Linked DNA regions of Homo sapiens: region 2 is linked to region 1. The links are chromatin contacts, found by Hi-C in ENCODE. All regions are on one chromosome and are shown on one strand. The core of a region is the stretch at or near the end of the contact, and the rest is flanking DNA. Distances in the headings are between cores, read along the strand shown. Region 1 holds the start of FAT1 (FAT atypical cadherin 1). Region 2 overlaps LOC339975 (a long non-coding RNA gene).

Region 1 (2,700 bases), core at 201-2,700:
CATGTTTAGCATCACTCAAGGCTTATACCAATTGTTGTTTTAAAAAATTACATAGTGCTTTAAGTATTTTTACATCTTAAATACAAAGGAATAATTCTAACTGTGGAATCAGAGCTGTCTTCCTAAGACAAAAAGACAAAGACAAATATCACAATTAACTATTAACTGGAGAAACACCTTTTCAAACGTCCCTGTAACAACTGGATGTGTTGGACAGCATAACCAAACTCATTAAGAATAGTGTGAAAAACATCACCATTACCTAGTTCTCACACACAGATACCTTCTTAAACTATCGAAACCTGTATCTGAATATACGAAGCATTAAGAATCTGCTTTTGAAAAGGAAATGAATATCTGAAGGTCATTTTCTTTTCAATCTTTTCTCATACTAATAATCACTGTTAATATCCACTTTTAAAAAATCGCCTCTATCAGGCACCCGGGAATTGCTTAACAAAAGCCACTTAATGAAACCACAGTTCAGACAAAAAAAAAAACTTAACTGCATAGAAAATATTTATGAGTTTACTTTCCTAACTCATACAATTGCGTCCTTGTTTCCAAAGCCTTGCAATTCACATCAGCGGGAACAAAAAAATCTAACACACAGCAGAAAGCTGGCTCTCTAAAAGAAAGCATTTTTTTTTAAAGGCAATGAAGGACCAAAAACTCTTTCTTTTAAAAAGATCTTAGAAGTTCCTCCTCCAGAGAAGACAGAAAACACTGACAAACCGCACATTGTGCAGATGTTCAGCCCCGAAATGCAGCCTCGCAGCCCTTCACTCCGCAGTCCACCGGTTGCATCTGCACCTCCGGGCAGCGCTCCTGCAGGGCGCAAACACCCAGAGACCCAGGGACCCGGCAGCCCCGCGCAGGCCTCCCGCGTGCACCGCTCAGCGAGCGGGTCTTTCGCAGACGGCGGGATGCCCCAGGAGACCGCGAGGCCGGCGCAGCCCGGCGAGCTCCCGGAGGGAAGGCGGCGTGTCAGAAAGGATCGGACCCCAGCAATGGCCCCGGATCGGTCCCGCGCGGTCGCCTCCTTTTCCCGCTCCGCCGCCGGGACCCCCCTAGCCAGTGCTGAATTTCCCAACTGGGAAGGACCGAGTCACTCCACCCTCCGGGAAGTCGCGCGCTCATCCGTTTTCGGCAGCGCCGGAGCCCGAGCCGGGGACCGGGCGGACACCCACAGAGTCCGCACCGCAGCGCGCTGCACGCTCTCGCCCCCGCCCGCCGGCCCGCGCCCCAGCGAACTAACCGCAAAGTTGGCCCGAAGTGGCGACGGCGCTCTCGTGGAGCTCACCCGCCGTCTCAGCGCGCCCCCGAGCAGGGACCGGGCCTGCCGGGGCCCTCGCCGGGCTCGCGCGTCCGCATGGTACCTGCCGCACGAGCCGCTCCCGCGCCCTCTCCCCGCGCCCGGCCGCCCAGCTCGGCGCCGGCGCCTCACGCTCCCCGAGCGCAGGAGATCCCTCCGCCCCGGCCCCGCCCGCCGGCGCCGGCGCTCATTTCTCGGGCGCGGAAACTCGAGCCCACTTTCCCCGGCTGCCGGCTCTGGGACCGCGGGCTCGGCCACGCAGTCCCGCCCGGACCCAAAGAGCCCCAGTCCCTGCGAACACCAGGTCCGTGCTGGGAGACGAGAAGGCGCCCAGCGGGGTCTAGCGCGGCTCCGAGGGGCAGGGCGAGGCTTGTGATGCCGAGGTTAGTTACGGCCAGCCACAGGCGCTGTGCAAGGAATTGGGGAAAGCTCCCTGCCAAGAAAGGGAAACGTTAGCTTAGCTAAAAAAAAAAAAAAAAAAAAAAGGCTGGGGCCTAATGAGAAAGCTTCCCAGAGGCATCCCTTTAGCTTTTCCATAGCCTTCTGGGAGCCCCTGAATCTGCATTTGAATGGCGCGGCTCTGGGTCCGCGAAGGTTTGGTGGGCTGAAGTCGTCCTTCAGGTCTCCAAAGGAATGCAGCTAGGTCGGAATCTACTTCCTCCTTCAATCCCCAGAAAATGGAAACGCTTCCCCCGCGACCTTTTTCTGCCGAGTTAGACCCCAGGCCCTCCCCGCCGCGGGCGCCTGGCCTCCCCCGCTGACACCCCGGACGCCCAGGCCTGTGGGACAAAAGGCAGTCGCGGCGTCCCGCGGGCTTCCTAGCCCGGGAGTCGGCCCCAGGGGCCCCAAAGCGTGACCCCAGGCCGACAACTGCAAGTTCCTAGGCAGAGGGGAAGCCCCAGCGCCGAGAAGCCCGCTCCGAGAACTCCCCGCGCCGGGCGCCCAGCCTGAGCGTCCCGGGCGCGGAGCCCATCCCCGGTGCGGGCAGGGCTCCAGCCGCAGGCTCGGCGCAGGGCGGACTCGGCCGAAGCCCGGAGGGCCGGAGGCGCTGGGACGCAGCCCGGACAAGAGGGCGGACTTGATCTCGGAAAGTTTGTGGGACTCAGGCATTTTAACACTGGGAAGACAAAGAGATCCGATTTCCCTGGGACTGGTGAGGGGAGCTTGGCGGGGAGGGGAACGGCAGGGCAGTCAAGTGTGAAAGAGAATTTCCTGGGTTCAAAGTTAACGCAGTCACCTTATAAGCCATCTTAGAGGTGACCGGAAAAAATAATAATAATAAAGGTGTCTAGCAGGTTGTGGCTGGGAAGGAAAAATAATGCCTGCAAGATGAGTGTGCCGATTCGTAGCCCTATATTCCCTGCCCACCAGTTGGAATACACATA
Region 2 (2,700 bases), core at 96-2,595, 590 kb after region 1:
TTCCAAGGAGTGAAATATTTATTGTGAATAAAATTGAAGATATTAATTTCCAAATTCCCCTTGTTGGTAAAGACATAGGAAGAAAACAGAAATGCCCTTGGCAGATGAAAGAAGGATTGCTAGGCACTGCAGACTCAGTACATGGGGAAGTTTAAAATTAAGAGACAAAAGAACAAGTTTGTAAAGCCAGCTTTAGAGGTTTCACAATGAAGGAGCTTAAAAGTGAAGGCTTTGGACATTCAGATGCTGGAGCCTCGGTAGAGGCAACATGCTGGGTAGTGCTGAGTACATTTATTTAGAAGTCATTGAATTGTCTTTTCTATTTATGATCTGTGTATTGAAGCTATTCACCAGATTCTTATTTGTGCTTTTCTTCATAGCATGCATTTTACTTGCCATTAATTGATTCAAAATTATTTTTCTAGCAATTATTCATGCTGATGTGCTCAAGCTTTATTGTTAGATCTAGAAACAGTGATAGGTAAGATGTCCTGAGTACTTGCCCAGGGATATTCACTAAATCTTCACAGCAATTCTAGGACAGAGTCAACATTACCCTGTCACAGCTGGGGATGCTAGGCCTTAGAGAAGTTTAGGAACTTGTCCAAGGTCACACACAATTAGTAAAAATAGTAGAATTGGAATTTGAACCTGGGTAGTTGGGCTCCAGGCCTCCTCCTCTTATCCATTTTATCAAACCAAGTAACACTGTACATTGTTTACGTTGTTTTATTGGAATTATACATAGCATTCTGGAGTGCAACTTAGATTCAAGATACCACATGTACTTTTTATGTTCTGAAGTTTTACATCTAATCTATTCCTACAAATTAATGTATTTTAATCATAATGTCAGTGTAGCATCTAGACATAAAAAAATGGGTATATTACCTTGAACCACCCAAATTTGACCAGTAGGTTGAAAAGAAGTATGGCTGCATTCTGCGCTTCCTCTCTGACACTCTAGCACAGGGCATTGAGGTATAAGAGAATATCAATATTGGCACATATCCAACTCACAGATGTTTGTCTTTTCTTGATGCTCCCTGGTGCCTTAGCTTTGGCCACAGTGCACATAAGCAAAGTGACAGGGCAAGAGAGCCACAAGGAGAAGAGGCTGGAAGTGCAAGAAGGCTGAATGTACGTGAGATGTAGACCAAGGGCCAGGGGCCCAGATTCACAATAGACATCTGCAGTGGGAGGTTGCTGCAGCTACTAGAGATTGCAAGAAGGCAACTATTAGAATCGAAGTCTGTCATGCCTGCTACATGAACTGCAAACATAATTTGGAGGCAGAAGATCCAGTCTGAGGGCTGGTCACGTAGGCATTCTTGGGAGAGGGCAGTACAGGCATGCCTCAGAAATATTGTGAGTTCAATTTCAGACCACTGCAATAAAGAGAACATTTCAATAAAGTGAGTCACACGAAGACTTTGGTTTCCCAGTGCATATAAATCTATGTTTACACTGTACTGTAGTCTATTAAGTATGCAGTAGCATTATTAAAAAATACTCTACATACCTTAATTAAAAATACTTCATTGCTAAAAATGCAACCAACAATCAGAGCCTCCAGCAAAGTCATAATCTTTTTCTGGTGGGAATCTTGCCTCTATGTTGATGGCTTCTGACGGATCAAGGTGTTGAATGCTGAAGGTTAAGGTTGCTGTGGCAATTTCTTAACATAAGACAACAGTGAAGTTTGCTGCATCAATTGACTTTTCCTTTCAGACAATATTTCTTTGTTGCATATGATGCTGCTTGATAGCATTTTTGTCATATTAGAACTTCTTTCAAAATTGGAGTTAATTCTCTCAAGCCCTGCCACTGCTTGATCAACTAAATTTATGTAATACTTTAAATCTTTTGTTGTCATTTCAACAATGTCACAGCATCTTCACCAGGAGAAGATTCTGTCCCAAGAAGCCACTTTCTTAGCTGATCCATAAGTTGCGATTCCTCATCTGTTATAGTTTGATCATGAGATTCCAGCAACTCAGTCACATCCTCATGCTCCACTTCTAATTTCAGTTCTCTTGCTAGTTCTACAACATCTGCAGTTACTTTCTCCACTGAAGTCTTCAATCCCTCAATATTATCTGTGACAGTTGGAACCAACTTCTTCCGAACTCCTGTGAATGTTGACATTTTGACCTCCTCCCATGAATTTCGAATGTCCTGAATAGCATCCCAAATGTTAAATTCTTTCCAGAAGGTTTCCAACTTACTTTTCCCAGATGCGTCAGAGCAATCACTGTCTATGGCAGCTGTGGCTTTATGAAATATATTTCACAAATAATAAGACTTGAAAGTTGAAATGACTCCTTGATCCATGGGCTGCAGAATAGATGTTGTGCTAGCAGACATGAAAACAACATTAATATCTTTGTACATCTCCATCACAGCTCTTAAGACAGGTACATTGTCAAAGAGCAGTAATGTTTTGAAAAGAATCCTTTTTGTTTTTCTGAAAAGTAGTTCTCAACAGTGGGCTTAAAATATTGAGTATACCATGCTGTTAAAAGATGTGCTGACATCCTAGCTTCCCTGTTCCCTTTACATAGCACAAGAAGAGCAGATTTAGCATAATTCTTAAGGGTCCTAGGATTTTTAGAATGGTAAATGAGCATTGGCTTCAACTTAAAAAGTAACGAGCTAGGTTGGGTGTTGTGGCTCATGCCTGTAATCCCAGCACTTTGG

The links. Hi-C counts contacts between places; a loop is a spot of excess contacts on that map. Pooled maps may share reads with other maps.
Region 2: a loop to region 1 is called in a map of PC-3, with 5 times the contacts of the local background. The contact joins the enhancer-like site here to the promoter of FAT1 in region 1. A Hi-C loop is called at or near these places in 5 of 168 maps with a recorded cell type or tissue (MCF 10A, PC-3, PC-9 and 2 more) and 2 of 50 pooled maps.

Annotation. Positions count from the first base shown.
Region 1 is chr4:186,722,406-186,725,105 of GRCh38, forward strand. It overlaps FAT1 (FAT atypical cadherin 1), which reads right to left and starts at 1,451. Exons shown (of 27, transcript NM_005245.4): 1 at 1,259-1,451. RefSeq lists enhancers at 892-1,393, 1,894-2,700.
Region 2 is chr4:187,308,291-187,310,990 of GRCh38, forward strand. LOC339975 (a long non-coding RNA gene) reads right to left here. Exons shown (of 5, transcript NR_038931.1): 2 at 892-1,388. Among named protein-coding and RNA genes, the nearest start is that of LINC02514, 61 kb to the right of the region's middle. Within about 2 kb of position 1,346, at least 2 of the 41 ENCODE cell types and tissues checked have a DNase peak (open chromatin) inside an H3K27ac peak, as active enhancers do; they include PC-3 and mammary epithelial cell, where a contact is called at or near this core.